Linked DNA regions of Homo sapiens: region 2 is linked to region 1. Evidence: chromatin loops called from intact Hi-C (ENCODE). Cell type or tissue: mammary epithelial cell. All regions are shown on one strand.

The links. Peaks named below come from ENCODE experiments on the same cell type or tissue, not always from the same donor. Only the 100,000 strongest peaks of a DNase experiment are listed, where the experiment ranks them.
Region 2: a loop joins it to region 1, with 3 times the contacts of the local background. A loop is called at or near these places in 7 of 110 quality-filtered maps.

The regions. Positions count from the first base shown.
Region 1 is chr13:31,737,532-31,745,531 of GRCh38, forward strand. It overlaps RXFP2 (relaxin family peptide receptor 2), which reads left to right and starts at 1,995. Exons shown (of 18, transcript NM_130806.5): 1 at 1,995-2,175. The coding sequence starts at 2,082. In mammary epithelial cell, a CTCF peak has its summit at 4,770 (motif pointing left); no DNase peak of the experiment used is centred here.
Region 2 is chr13:31,169,721-31,177,720 of GRCh38, forward strand. LOC105370148 (a long non-coding RNA gene) reads left to right here. Exons shown (of 3, transcript XR_941825.3): 3 at 1,717-2,049. Among named protein-coding and RNA genes, the nearest start is that of HSPH1, 12 kb to the left of the region's middle. In mammary epithelial cell, a CTCF peak has its summit at 4,536; DNase peaks (open chromatin) are centred at 2,481 and 2,991; H3K27ac peaks cover 2,087 bases.

The DNA.
Region 1 (8,000 bases):
ATATTCACATGAGGTTTTATAGTATTACTGCTAAAAGTATGGGTCCTACCAACAGGTGACTGGAATGAAGGGATGAGCTGATTCAGGCAAGGATCAATAAAAAACACTTGCGCAGATTCGAAGTTACTATCGAGTGAGAATCAGTTTGCACAAGTCTTTCATCTCAGCTCTGCATGAAGCACTCCTTGGAACCTCCTTACCAACTGTGGCTTTAAGAATAGACTACATTCATTCACTCTTATTTAAACACATACATTATATCCCTGTGTACATGTCAATCATTTCAGTTTCGGTGCAAAAGGCTGGATATTCACACCAGATAAGTCAAAGTTAAAACATATTAAATGAAATGGTATTTCAAAGCTTGCATGCTCTACCTTTAAAAACCAGTGAGCCAAAGATGTTCCTATTATTTATAATTATTGATTTCTGAAAGTTTGTGTTAATACATTTCAAAGATTAACATTGAAAAGCCTAACAGAAAGGAATAACGATTCAACTTTTTGGCAATGTAAATCTATTGCTAGGGCTCGATATCATGAATAAATCTTAACTAATTTCTTTGACATCTTGACATTTCTTATTTCTCCAAAAATTACATTTTCATAGAAAATATATTTATACTTCAAATAGACTTATGATGGTATTTAATTGCACTTAAAAACTCATGCTCAAAATTTCAGTACCAGAAACTAGCATCCATCATCTCGACAGCAAAACACAAAACGTAAGAAAAACTAATCATTCCTTTAAGTGAAATAAGGCAATTTTTACCTAAAAAGACCTTGAGGTTAGTGAGGGAAAAAAAGATGCTTGAAATGTAAGAAAAGATCCTGAAGTATTTCTTTTCATCTTTATTCTCTCTGTTGCTTTTTCTTTTGATTTGAAAGATCAGATGAGACCACATATAAATATGTCTGGGAGGTGTCTTAGAGAACTTAACTCACTTCTTAAAAAGAGAAAAGAACTAAATACATTATGTGATAAATAAAGTATTTTTTATTGTACATTCTGTTTGAATCCTTGTTCTCTCAAAGGCTAGAATGAAAGAAAGAACAAGGAAAACCCCGTGTTTTATGATTTGTGACGATAATAGTCACCACAAGGTAGTTTTTTTCAGTGTTGTTAGGACACAGTTAACGACAACATATAAGAGAATCTGCATCGTTCAGTCACAAAATCTTCTCTTCAAATCAGAACTACAAACTGTATTCTAGATAGATATTTCCCTGTTAGTAAAATATAAACTCAGACATGGAAATTCTACATCTTTTTGGAGAAGTCTTAATGATTACACTAGGATCAACAGAATCCTACAACCAAAAGTCAATTTTTATACTTTTAACTTGTACTAACTATGCTGTTGAGAAAGCTGCTTTCAGGATGTAAGAACTAAATTATAATTAGTGTTTTCTAATAGGTGTGCAATACAGAGCTGGAAGCAAGAATAAAATTATTCACTTCAAGAAAAAGGAATATGATTATGCGGGAAGTATGTGAAGTGAAAATATTGTATGAATGTTTTACAGTAATTATTTAACACAATGCCATATATTTAAATTATCTTTTCATATGTCATTTGAAAACATTTAGGTACATTTGAATAGAAGTGGGTGTTCTTTGTGTATCTGTCAATAAGTAGTTTTTTACATTTGTTTATTGCATGAAAATATAATTGTAAAGGGTTTCATAGCCTATTCAGTGTAAGCCTATATCCTTCATATTTGAGAACTTCGATGTTTGGATTTAAACAGAGCAAATTGTACATGCTTTGGAGGAAAAAAATTTTTAAGTGATTAAAAAATATTTCTTATCAGATAATACCAAAGTCCTATTATACCTTCTTTTACACACCATAATGAATTAGTGATCAAGAACACAACTGTAGATTTAAACTAAAAGAAACAAAAAAGAAAGAACAAAAAAGACAGGCTGCATAGTGACAAGAATCCATCTCCCTTCATGCCAGTGAGGTTCTAGCTGTGAGCATGCTCAGAACATGGGAGGCACTGAACTTACTACATCAGAACTCCTGCTGAGGTATAAGAGGATACGTCTAATAACTCAATTGCTGTAAACCTATGATTGTTTTTCTGGTTTTTAAACATCTCTTCAGCCTCAGATTGATTACAATGTTCTTTCTACTTCATTTCATCGTTCTGATCAATGTCAAAGGTAAGGTTGCTACTTTCTCGTTTTAAATGAGTGCAATTCCCAAAAAATACATTTCTATGTAGTTCTATGGCAGTTGTAATAAATATATTGGGGTGTTTAAAAAAAAAACAGACATCAAATTTGCCTGGTATTTGTCATTATCTTTCATTGCTTGTAGTCCCACACAGCCTAGTAATTTTTAGATGCAACAAATTTTTCATGGAAACAAGCCTTTGTATGTTATTAAAGCTGTAGATAAAATATGTCAAAAAACAATGTTGACTATATCAATTAAAACATAGAAAACATTTTTGGCATTTGTTCTGAAAAGTGTGACAAATTAATAAACTAAAATTGTGTTTTGTGGAATTTCAACCTGTTGAAATATGCCCATAAAATTCAAGTAATTATTAGTAACTATCTTGCGTGAACATAATTAAACTGGGAACTCCAAAGCCACAGGCAGATCTAAAAAACAGTATCTGTCTCTAAGAGTAAACCTCTCTAAAATAAAGTTATTAAAAGTCTATACAAGTGCATTTACTTAGATAATTTTCTTTTGTTTTTAATTTGTGGAAATTTTTATTTCAGTCAAACTCTTAAGTTTCAAGTCAGTACCATTTTCATTGTAAAGCTCACCAAAAAATAAAACCTAAATCTTCACTTGTTTTTAAATAAAAAGATACGTTGTCAGCCTATACATTCATAAACAACCTATTAACCACACCCAAGATTTGCTGGGGTTTATTATTATTCAAAAATGTTTCTATTTTAATTTGTATTTTTTCTTAAAGAATTTTGATAAACCTCTGAGAATAAAGGTTAAAATTTGAAATTATTTTTATTTTCTGAGAAATTCGTTTTAGGTTTTTTAAATATTCAGTTTTATTAGGTGAATTCCAAGTGAATATTTTAAATCTTGAAATAAAATGCAATACTTATGAGGAATTATTTTAAAACTTCTAACAAACAAAAGATTTTTAAAAGGCTTAAAATATCTAAATTTTATTTTGAATTTAAAATAATACTAAAACTTTACTACAAATATTTAAAATCTATATCTCCATGCACCTAGCATGACTTTTATTTTATATTTTAATATCTCTTACATGAAAAGCTAAGGATTAACTAAGAAGAAACAATATATGAACTCACCTTGCATGCAGTACAGTTGCAACAAGCAGTCTATTTCTATATTTAAGGTCCTACTTCAGAAGTTCATGTTCTATCCACATTTGAATATTCAATTTTATACAATTTTAAGAATATACAGCTACAAAGCAGGTTCTTAAGACATGTCATAGAGCTCATCTGTGCCCTTAAAAAGTTCTTTAATGTACGGGACTATAACCACAGTTTAACCAATTTTACTATACTTTTGCTTTTATACATAATGCATTTAATTGATTTTGCTTAAACCGTTTATGAGATGAAAAACATCTATTACTAAAATAACATTTTGTGATTTACCATAATGTAAAGTCACCCTTTAAACTAAAAAAAAGTTCAATTAATAATTTTTGTTTGATTTTATTTCTAAGTAAAAGCCATATTTCAAACTCCTAGTACCAACCTAACAAATATTTATTGATTATAATCCTGGAAATTTTTATTTTCTAATTTTATATTACTTTTGACTACTAATTTAAACCTTTATGTTTAAAATGATTTCTTTTCAAAGCAAGACACATTAATCAATGCTTTGACATTTTATTCCTACTTATAAAAATAATAGAATTTGCTCTATAATTAGTAAAACTCTTTTCTTTTTCACAACAAAATTGTGGACAATTAAAACGGTAAGGCTTTTCATAGTAACCAAAGAAAGCTCATTTAGAGTTGCCTAAGAGTAAAGGTTGTCTTTTTAATTTAAATAATATTTGTGATAGACTCTTAGGCCAGATCTAAACAAAACATAAAATTAGAAATTATGTGATCGTCTTTTCTTCTCTGACCATCATCACTCTGGAGTGCCTAAGGAATGAGTGATTGCCTTAAGCTACAGGCACTAACAGACAACTATGCATAATGTATCTTATTATTATTACGTGTGTTTTATCATTAATTTATTCACTGTGTATCTCTGTTAACCAGCTTCAAACTACTTTTTAAAAAACATTTCTTAATGGACAAATTAGGAACCATATTACATATCAAAAACATGGGCTTATGTAGGAAATTAAAAGCATGAAGTATTGAGACTGCTACTTGGTAACTACCAATTGTGTTTTGTGGAATTTCAACCTGTTGAAATATGTCCATAAAATTCATGTAATTGTTAGTAACTATCTTGCGTTAACGTAATTAGACTGGGAACTCCAAAGCCACAGGCAGATCTAAAAACAGTATCTGTCTCTAAGAGTAAACATCTCTAAAATAAAGTTATTAAACATAACTTTAAACTTTTAAAAAACATTTCTTAATGGACAAATTAGGAACCATATTACAAATCAAAAACATGGGCTTATGTAAGAAAGTAAAAGCATGAAGCATTGAGGCTGCTACTTGGCAACTACCAATTGCTACTTAAATAATTTGCTTAACCTCCAAAATAGGTTAACCAAAACCGGGCCCGAACAGTATTTTGAGGGGAGCAGTGTTTGACTGCCCCCTAGTGGCCAGACTCAAGGCATGCCTGGCATGGTCCTTTCTTACGGATGTCAGTTTCACTTGGCCACTCTGACTTGAGAAAAGGTTTTCCATCTGAATTTTAATTTCACAACTTTATATTCATGCTGTGGATAGTTGTGAAAATCAATTATGTTTCAGGCCAGTCATCCCGAAGACTGACCTGCTTGCGGGCTGAATGAAGCCCACTGTGAGGGAGGAGGAAAAAGATTGGGAACATGGGAGTTAAAACCTTTAGAGATGTGTTATCTCTGAAGACGCCAGCTAAATACATCTCACAACAGATGCTTACTCGTGTGTTCATCTTACTGTGAATAAATATGACCAGATGTAATCAAAGAGTTTTAAGGCCTCTCACTTGAAGTGACAAAATTGCCTGCCATGTGAATTTTAGAGGCAAAATTGGGATGCTGCTTTCTAATAGGTTGGTATCGAAAAATGGCACATTTTTATTCTGGAATATAGTAAACCAAATAAAATTCAATTAGCAAAGAATGATTTTGTATAAATAGTTATGCAACAAAAAATGCAACTAATTTTTAGCAGTACATATCTATTTAAGAGCCCAGAATGGCTTGGTTTATTTATTTGGTAAACATATAACAACATTCTTTGGGTAAAATGAGTGTGCTTGTTTCACATGTGAAGTAGTAGTGGCATTAGAGGCCTAATTATCTAAAAACAAAAAATAAACCTCTCATATGCTTTACTCACCCGTACTTCCAGGTTTTTGCATGTATTTTAAAAAATTAAGTTTGCAGTGAAGGTCAATGTTGTTATCAGAAAAGTGCTCCGAAGCGAAAATAAAACAGCTGATTCAACAGTCATGTGATAAACAGACTTTTGAGTGTTTTAAGATGTAAAAAGAATTGAGATTGAGGCCATACGCAGTGGCTCACACCTGTAATCCTAGCACTTTGGGAGGCAAGCAGATCACTGAAGTCAGGAATTCAAGACCAGCCTGGAAAACATGGTGAAATCCCATCTCTATTAAAAATACAAAAATCAGGCAGGCATGGTGGTGCACACCTGTGGTCCCAGCTACTCGGGAGGCTGAGGCAAGAAGATTGCTTGAACCTGAGAGGCGGAGGTTGCAGTGAGCCGAGACTGCGCCACTGTACTCCAGCCTGGGCGACAGAGCGAGACTCTGTCTCAAAATTAAAAAAAAAAAAATTAAAGAATTGCGATTGAAAATTTAACTTTATTACAAAGTAAAAAGCCTTTACAACATGTTCAATGTGATTGATAAAGTTCTAGTCCTCCTTTCCCATCCTCCCCCTTCCCACTGTTCTGACTCGGGCCCCCTTGCTCCTGTTCAAGCCTCTCGCCTCTCCTTCCCATCTTTATTTATTCTCCCCTCCTCCCTGCCTCTGCAGGCATCTGTCTCAGATGCTCTCCCGGCCTGTCTTTTCTCCATTTTCATGTCTCGCCCTCCTACCCCCATCCCTATCTTCTTGCTGTCCTCACCTCTGAAATCTCCCTTCTGCTCACCTTGGGCCTGCTCTTCAGCTCTCTTGCTCTCTGAGTTCCCATATCCTCCAACTCTGCCTTTGTCCTGGCTACATCCCATTCTCGGTAACTCTCACACCTGCTCCATCCTGATTGGTCACATCTGGCTTTTCATTTCCACCTTGGAATACATCTATCCCTAGATTCGCCCCCTTAAGTATTCCTGTCTCTAATCACCTCCTGTCTTTGCCGAGCTCCCTCCCCAGGGGCTTCCTGGATCTTCTTTGTCTCCCTTTTTTGGCCTTTGCCTTCTTTCTATTATTTGTCTCTATCCCACAGTCTCCTGGCCCGACCAGTGGTCACCATGTCTGTTGCTTGCTAGAATACATGCCCAAATACCACCAAATGAATATTGTATCTCTGTATTACTTCAATACTGGTGTGCTCTCTTTTTCTAGGTCCAATGATTTGTCTACAATTCTAAAATCCAGAAAGCTCAGAAAACTGAGTTGATCACCTTTGCCTACAAAATCTGGTCAGAATTGGCCAGGAGCTATTTAGATTCTTTATGCACTTATTGTAAAATTTCATACACTGTGCTATAGAAAAATGTTCATGTGTTTGCTTAGGGAACTTTGCCCCAGGTCAGTAGGAAACTATATAGTTCATAGCATGTGCATTAACTTTCTAAAATTCTAAAAAATGTTATAAATTCTGCAACATATCTCTCCAAAGGGTTTCTGCTATGATGGTACAGATCTCCATTAGCCATGCCCCTCTACAGATCACCAACTGTTCTGTGCCATATTATTCTCGAGTGGCATAATGGCTATTTTATTTGCCCAAGGAAATTCAGTGTTAATAGAATGTGTCTGATGAAGGAAAGATAATTTTAACTAATTCTCCTTTTCTCTGATTCCAGTTTATTTTCTATTCAATTGCTAGGTTTGTTTTTGTTTTTTTTTTCAGTGACTATATTTTTTATTTGGATCATTCCAACTGCGTTTAAAGCTGTCTGTTTGGGGTTTTATAAACTTTCATTCTTATTTCATGATATATTCCTTCCATTAGTTCTTTGAGAATTTTAATCACGCAGAGTTTAAAATAGTCTTTAAAGCTCTATCAGCTGGGCGTGGTGACTCACACCTGTAATACCAGCACTTTGGGAGGCTGAGGTGGGCAGATCGCCTGAGGTCAGAAGTTTGAGACAAGCCTGGCCAACATGGTGAAACCCTGTCTCTACTAAAAATACAAAAAATTAGCCAGACGTGGTGGTGCGTGCCTGTAGTCCCAGCTACTTGGGAGGCTAAGGCAGAAGAATCGCTTGAACCCAGGAGGTGGAAGTTGCAGTGAGCCAAGATTGTGCCACCATACTCCAGCCTGGGTGACAGAGTCAGACTCCATCTAAAAAAAAAAAAAGCTCTATCATCTCTTTCCCAGGTATGAATTCCCCCTTTTTGCGGAGCCCTGGACATTTTCATAAAGTTGGAAGAATGTTTCTCCTGCACACAGCTCCTCAAAGTAGTCTCAGAAGTACTTCCACATAGCCCAGGGAGTGTTCAGGTCTGAACTGTCGCATCTCAGAGGTTTTGCCTGTGGGTGAACCAGTTCCAAATCTCATGCCCATTTGCAGTGGTATCACCACTTCTTTCCTTGCTGGCCATGAGCAAGCATTATTTAAATCACAATCTTGGGCGATCAGAGTTATTCCATACCCCATGCTTTGTCAGGGGCTGAGTCCCAATGCTTGGCTTCATGCAGATCCCAGC
Region 2 (8,000 bases), 570 kb before region 1:
TGTGAGCTCCCGAAGACTGTCCTTTCTCTTTTTATTTATAGGCCTTTGTTGAATGAATCAAAAATTGCTCCTTTCCTTTTCCTTCGTTTCTTCCTGCCTTCCTCCCTTTCTCTCTTCATCATTTATTAATCATTCACTGTTGGTCATGTCTCCTAAATGCCCCAGAATGAAAATCCCTGACCTACCTCTGCCAAGGTTTTTTTTTGTTTTTTGTTTTTTGTTTTTTTGTTTGTTTTTTTGTTTTGTTTTGTTTTGTTTTTTAAGATGGAGTCTCATTCTGTCGCCCAGTGGCACAATCTCGGCTCACTGCAACCTCCACCTCCCAGGTTCAAGCGATTCTCCTGCCTCAGCCTCCCAAGTAACTGGGACTATAGGCACGCGCCACCACGCCTGGCTAATTTTTTGTATTTTTAGTAGAGATGGGGTTTCACCATGTTAGCCAGGATGGTCTTGATCTCCTGACCTTGTCATCTGCCTGCCTCAGCCTCCCAAAGTGCTGGATTTCTAGGCGTGAGCCACCATGCCCAGCCCTCTGCCAAGGTTCTTAAGCCATACATGCATGTTCTCTTCCTATCTGATTTCTTTTTGGTCTGCCATGGCTAAGAGGCCTAACCAGCAAGAGGGAGCCAGGCCTTCTTACATCATCAGCTGCAAGAAAGTGAAAAAAGTGTCCTTCCCTGTTTGCTAGAACAAACAACAAACCATTCCTCCTTTTCCCCCACCTGGGACCTGCACTGGCCTTTCCAATGGGGAGGGCAACTCATTAGGAGGAGGAAATCCACTCTAGACTATCGCCTTTGGTGGCAGAGATGAATAACAAAGGTTTTTCTTCTCCTCTGGAGTAATGGAAGCTCGACCCTTACTACTGTGACCTATGGCATGTCCTTGAGGATCACATCTGTCTTTGAATAGACCCAGAACTCTTCCCTGGGGGCAGAGTACCATTGTCTGTTGTTGTGTGTAAGGAGATGTGAGGGTGCTTGGCAGGGATGGTGAGTGGGGACTATAACATTGAGGAATCCTGGGCTGTTCCCAAAGTGAGGCAGGAGAATAGAGTCTGCAGGCAGGGAACCTAAGGCCGATTTAGGCTGACTTCCTAGAACTAAATCAAAAGGAAAACCCCAACTTTGCAAACCCTCCCTCCTTTTCCTGCATAGCAGACAGAAAATTGAAAGTACCTCTGACTGGTTGCTTTCCACAACCAATCAGATGTTTGCATACGAATGTAACTTTGTAACTTTGCTTCAGCCTCTTGATTGCGGACCACTACTTCATTTGCATGGGGTGTAAACCAAGTGGCCAATGGGAAACCTCTAGAGTGTATTTAAACTCCAGAAAATTCTGGAACTGGGGCCTTGATCCCCTATGCTAAGACCCATTCCCACCATGTGGAGTGTACTTTTATTTTCAATAGATCTCTTGTTTTGGTGCTTCATTCTTTCCTTGTTTTGTTTGTGCATTTTGTCCAATTCTTTGTTCAAGATGTCAAAAACCTAGACACTCTCCACCAGTAACAAAAGGAGGAATCCAAGGACCTTATTGGCTTTTTGGAATAGCAGTAGGTCTCCATGATATTAATTAGGATAAAATAAAACCAACATGGCCAAACCTTTATGGTTTTAAATGTCCTTATAGATTACATAATGAAAATACCTATTAGCCTTTGACTTGAAATGTTTTATTCTAGCAAGTCACCTTCGCACTTTCCTCATATAGAGTGATCTGGATGAACTCCTACAATGTGGCAGCCGTTTGCTTTGTGCTGGAGATACCATGACGAACAGCCCACGTTCCTGCCTTCAGGAAACTGAAAGAGAACCAACTCTCAGAACTGCAGCAAGGTTAAGGGCCTTGGCAGCTGTACTGTGCATTTGGTATTATAGTAATAGTCACAAGACAACCCTCTAGACTGTGTGTGGAGTCAGGCAGAGCTGGGTATAAATCCTGGCATCTGCAACCTTTCTCGGGCAAACTGCCTAACTCTTCTAAAATCTTACCAGTAAGATGTGGGTAAGAAATTCTACCTTGGCCAGGTGCGGTGGCTCACGCCTGTAATCCCAGCACTTTGGGAGGCCGAGGCAGGTGGATCACCTGAGGTCAGGAGTTCAACACCAGCCTGGCCAACATGGCGAAACCCTGTCTCTACTAAAAATACAAAAATTAGCTGGGGGTGGTGGCGGGCGCCTGTAATCCCAGCTACTGGGGAGGCTGAGGCAGGAGAATCGCTTGAACCCAGGAGGTGGAGGTTGCAGTGAGCCGAGATCGCGCCACTGTACTCCAGCCTGGGCAACAAGAGTGAGACTCCATCTCGAAAAAAGAAAAAAAAAAAATCCTACCTCATTGTGGTATTGTGGGGACCAATTAATAAAGTAATATCACCTAAGCCAGATGTCTTCCATTAAAAGGGCACACAATAGCTGACAGCTATGGTTGTTATTGCTTTGATTACTAATGCTTGGTTACCTAAGACACTTCCGAGTCACTTCACTCCCTTCATAACCCTCTCCCAGGATTATGAAAGAGAACAGCAAAACTGTTTCCTTATCTTCATCTTTCATATTGTGCTGTTCATATTGCGTGACTGCCTAGATAATTGATAGTCCACAAATTTCAAAAAAACTACATATATCTGTGTGAATATCTTTGCAGATAATTCTAAATCAGAGAATCAGATTTTAGAGGGGAGGTCAAAATACCTCCATTCCATTGTGAAAAATTCATAAGAATATTCTGAATACCACAGATTTAAAATCTATCACTGTCCTAGAAAGGTTAACTTTCTTTTCTTTACCTTTATTTCTATGACATTGTTCTTTTGGCCCTGTCTCCAGTGTTATTTTATAACACGTTATATTTCTGCTTAGTGGATTGCTATAGTGATGTTGGTACATGTTCTAAAGGGATATATAGTATCATGCCCTAAATGGACTAGTCCACGCACCTTTGTTCAGCACTGGAAATTTCCCAAGTCTATTCATTCATCCATTCATGCAACAAATATTTCTGGAATTCCTCCCATGGAAAGCCATCATGTGAAAGTGTTACAGTTGATTCAAGGGTCATTGTCAACAATGAAAAATGTTTGCCTGCCTGCTGGGGCAAGAGACCTAAAGATGTATAATGCAGAAGATGACAAGGAGCTGTAGGGGAAGCCAAGGGCTTAGGGGCCAGAGTGGGCTGTGTTCAGATCTCACCTCTCTCACTTTAACTGTGTGACTCTGGGAAAAAGTTTAAGCTGTCTGAACTTCATCATTTTCATCTTCAAAATGTAGATCTTCCATCATTCATTCAACAACCATGTTGACTTTGTGCTAGGTATATCTCCCTGTCATTGATTTATGCTCTCTTGTTAAATTCTCACTACAGTTCTCTAAGGCATCTAGACAGTAGTTCCTCAACAGGTGCTATTTTATCGACCCCGTACTTTTAATGAACATATCAATTCAATGAACTTTGCACGCCTGCTATGGGCCATACCGTGAGCCAGGAGACATATGGCCTTAAGAAAAAAAAGAGTTAAAAACTGTGCCTCAAGCTTCTCAGTCTGGTTGAGGACACACCCATAAACATAATTATCCAATGGAATCGTTATAATGACAGCTCTGTGAACAGAAAATTTTTGGACACAGCAGTGGGACACGTAGCTCACCTGGGCCAAGGATGTTGGAAGGGGGAATAAGGTGGGTGACGCCTGAGCTAAAGTGAGTAGGATGGAGGAAGAGGACTCCATTTCTCTGCCAGAGTATGCAAATACAGAGGAGACGAACAAATACATATGCGGATTAGGTTAGCGATTCTGAAGTACAAGGCTCAAAATAAGGAATGAGCAACAATGATGTAATAGGTGAGCCCAGCTCAGAAAGGCACATACTAAAGACGTGTTTCCAGGTAGTCTCTGAGTACTAAAAGATTGGTAAGTGTTCCAGGGACCTTTTTGCAGTAGCAATGGCTCCCCAGGATATTCATCATGACAAAATAAAACGAATATGGCCACACCTTCATGTTCTTAAATAGATTCTTACATCATGAAAACACCTATCGACTTGTAATTTTTTTCTAACTAGTCAGTTCTTCCTCAGACAGAATAATCTGGATGAGCCTAATTCCTCTGGCTAGGACTTTTAAAATCATGTTGGCACTGGGGCTTGTTCCTATAGCTGGTTGGTACAACCTTCTAATAATACCAAGATGGTGTTTTGTGTCGCTGACTGCTCCTAGAAGAGGGTGACCCACTGCCCCCCAACTTGGGCCACTCACTGTACCACTGACTCAAACCCAATTCAATGGCCACCCCAAGCAGGACCAGGGATGAGATTTGACCGACTGCAGACCCAGAACCACCACAGCTAGAAAAGCAGTATAACCATGAAAAAGAAATTTCTGCCAAAACATCTGTGGGCTAAGATTACACACAAGTATGTTTGAGACTAGGGGAGTCGAAACATAAATAAACTGTAGAAAGGAGCATGCTAGTGCAGAGAGTGGGACTCCTAGAAATGTGAATTTATTCTCTTTGCCACCCAGGGGAGCCAGAGACTCATGAAAATCTTACACAAGCTGTCAAAGTTACGAACCAGGGCAGGGAAAAACAGTATATTAGTTTGGATTTTTGCAGTTGCAGGCAACAACAACAAAAAAATCAGCCAACCAACAAAACAAAAATGGGAATTTACTGATCCACATAATTTGGAAGTTTTAGGGGGCATCTAGTTTAGGCTCAGCCATATCCAGGAGCTCAAGTGACATCCTCAGGACTTTCTCTCTGCCCATCTCTCAGCTAAACTCTGCTCTGCGTTGCTTCCCTTCTCAGATGGGCCTTCCTTATGTAGGGGCAAAGGCAGACCTTGCAGCTCCAGAGTAACATAGTTCTTACCGTAAGAAAGTCACAAAGAGACTGGGCATGGTGGCTCATGCCTGTAATCCCAGCACTTTGGGAGGCCGAGGTGGCAGATCACTTGAGGTCAGGAGTTCAAGACCAGCCTGGCCAACATGGTGAAACCCCATCTGCTAAAAACACAAAAATTAGCTGGGCATGGTGGTGCATGCCTGTAATCCGAGCTACTTGGGAGGCTGAGGCAGAAGAATCACTTGAACCTGGGAGGTGGAGGTTGCAGTGAGCCAAGATTGTGCCACTGCACTTCAGCCTGGGCTACAGAGGGAGACTATGTCTCAAAAAAAAAAAAAAAGTAGAAGAAGGGAAGAGAAGAGCCAGTGAGTGTGACCTGGTACCTGAAGTCACTGTGCAGAGCTATCTGCCCAAGCTACTGGTGAGGATGATGGAGAATCAAACCACCAGGCCCCCAGCATTACTGCAGAATGGGCAGGGATGGTGCCTCACAGACATGCCAGGCAGGCAGAAAAAATAACGCCCATGACAGCTGGCGAGAAGGGATTTTCACTTACTGAGCACCTCAGCACAGTGCTGGGTGCCATGAATGTCTTACATCACCTCCCAAGGTTCCTCTTAGATAGGTACCTTCTATTATCATCCCCATTCTGCAAATGAAAGTAAGGCTCAGTTGGATTAAATAACTTCCCTGAGGACAACCAGTAAATGGTAGGGCCGGGTATTAATGACCAAAACCCTTGCTTGATCAAACGGGGAGGAAAAGTGAAGGGGAAGGGGCACTGTCCTCAGCAGACTGGGAGCCACAGAGGTGGTGGGTGGGGACGCAGGCAATGTGAGAAAACAGGACAAAGTGCTTTAAATAATTTCTTATTTAAAGCAGAGCCTAAGCCACAAAATCTCTGACAAGTAAGCCCTGGTGAATGGGGCACAATTTTTGTTCTATTAGGAGAGCAAGTTAGCTGGGCGCGATGGCTCACGCCTGTAATCCCAGCACTTTGGGAGGCCAAGGTGGGCGGATCACGAGATCAGGAGATCGAAACCATCCTGGCTAACATGGTGAAACTCCATCTCTACTAAAAATACAAAAAAAAAAAAAAAAAGCCAGGTGTGGTGGTGGGCGCCTGTGGTCCCAGCTGCTTGGGAGGCTGAGGCAGGAGAATGGCGCGAACCCAGGAGGCAGAGCTTGCACTGAGCCGAGATCGTGCCACTGCACTCCAGCCTGGGCGACAGAGTGAGACTCCTTGTCAAAAAAAAAAAAAAAAAGGTATGGAGATGGGATGGGGTGAGGCTTCAGGATTCTGGGTGGGACAGTCCTCACGTCTGATCTCACACAGAGCAGATCACTAACCTGCCTCTGGTAAAGTGGCCCTGGAGGGGTCTGAAAGCAGCCTTAGGTGGTGAGTCCAGCCCTAAGAGGCTCTCCTATCCCGTGGGGCCTTCAGCCTTCAGTTGCTCAATCTCCCTGGTAATTGAGACCAAGCTGCTAAATATTGTCAGAGGGCTGCGCTGAGACCAGCAGAGGGTGAGCAGCCCACAGAAATGAATCTGGAGGCCAGTTGGGGCAGAGAAGGTGACTGACTGGATGAAATGAGGATTAACTGCATGTAGAGTGTGTTTGACTTTAAACTGTGAACTACAGGTCTCTGGAAAGTGTTTGTAATAAGAAAAGTTGGCATTTCAGTTTCTCCTTGAATTGAGGACAGTGTTCAGGAGTATACTAGGCAGTGGAAAATGAGACAACATCCAGAGCCAATGTGACCTGGAAATAGATGAAAGCTGAAGCCAGAGTAACCCAGGCCTCCCTCTTGGAAATGTAATCCATCTGTGAGTTGACTCTAGTTACTCTAGGAGCATGGGCCAAGCCCAACAGTAATTGCTTTCATGCTATTTGCATTTCTAAGCTTTGTTTTTATTTTACCTAAGACTTTTAAAAGACTATATTTTGTTTTAGTTGTGCTGCAAAGAGAAAAGTTGGGGCAGGTATTTTCTGAACTGTGTTGGGGGTTGATGGTATTTGGAAGGCGCTGAACGTCCCCAGGTCCTGTTTTGCCACAGCCACCTCCTCAAGTTTGTATAGAAAACAAGGTCAGGGAAAAAATCTCTACCTGTGGGAGGCTTTTGCCTTAAACCCCAATGTGGAAATCTGGTGTGGTGGCAGAGGGCTAGCAGCAGACCAGAAGGGCCTCCTGGGCTTTCTCTCCACTGGATCCACACATATTTACCACACTCTGATATTCATTTCTTCAACAAGCATTCCTGAGTGTCCACTAAGCTCCAGGCTCTCTTCTAAGCACCGAGTATTTGACAGTAAGTAGCAGACAAAACCTCTGCTTTTATGAAGTTTCCTGATTGATAGAGTTTGGGTATTTGTCCCCTCAAATCTCATGTTGAAATTTGATCCCAGTGTTGGAGGTAGAGCCTGGTGGGAGGTGTTTTGGTCATGGGGTAATCCTTCACGAATGGCTTGGTGCCATCTCGGAGGTAATGAGTGAAGTCTCCCAAGAGAACTGATAGTTAAAAAGAATGTGGCACCCCTCCCTTCTCTTGCTTCTTTCCTCTCAACATATGATGCTGACTCCCCTTCCCCTTCTGCCATGACTGGAAGCCTGCCTTACCAGAAACAGATGCTAGTGCCATGCTTCTTATACAGCCTGCAGGTCCATAAGCCAAATAAACTTCTTTTTTTAATAAACTACCCAGCCTCAGGTATTCCCCTGTAACACCACAAATTGACTAAGACACTAATGTTCTGACAGAAGGAGATGGACAAAACAAAACAAAAAAACAGTTTGTGGTAAGCACCATGAAGAACTAAAGCAGAGTAAGGGGGCAGGTGGTACAGGGAATAGTGTGTGTGTATGTGTGTGTGCGTGCATATGCGTGTGCGCTCCTACTTTAAAGGAGGTGGTAACCAATGAGCAGAAGCCTGAAAAGAGTGAGGGAGTGACCTGCAGATAGCCTGGGGAAAGGGATTCTAAGCAGAAGGGAAACACATGGAGAAGGCCTAGAGTAGAACCCTGCTTGGCATGTTCTTTGATTAGCCCTGAATGGAGAGGCAAAGGCAAGTGTGATAGGAGAGGGGGTCAGACAGGGCAGTTGGGGTCATCTAAGACCACCTAAGGCCTTGTAAGACACAGTAAAACTTTTATTT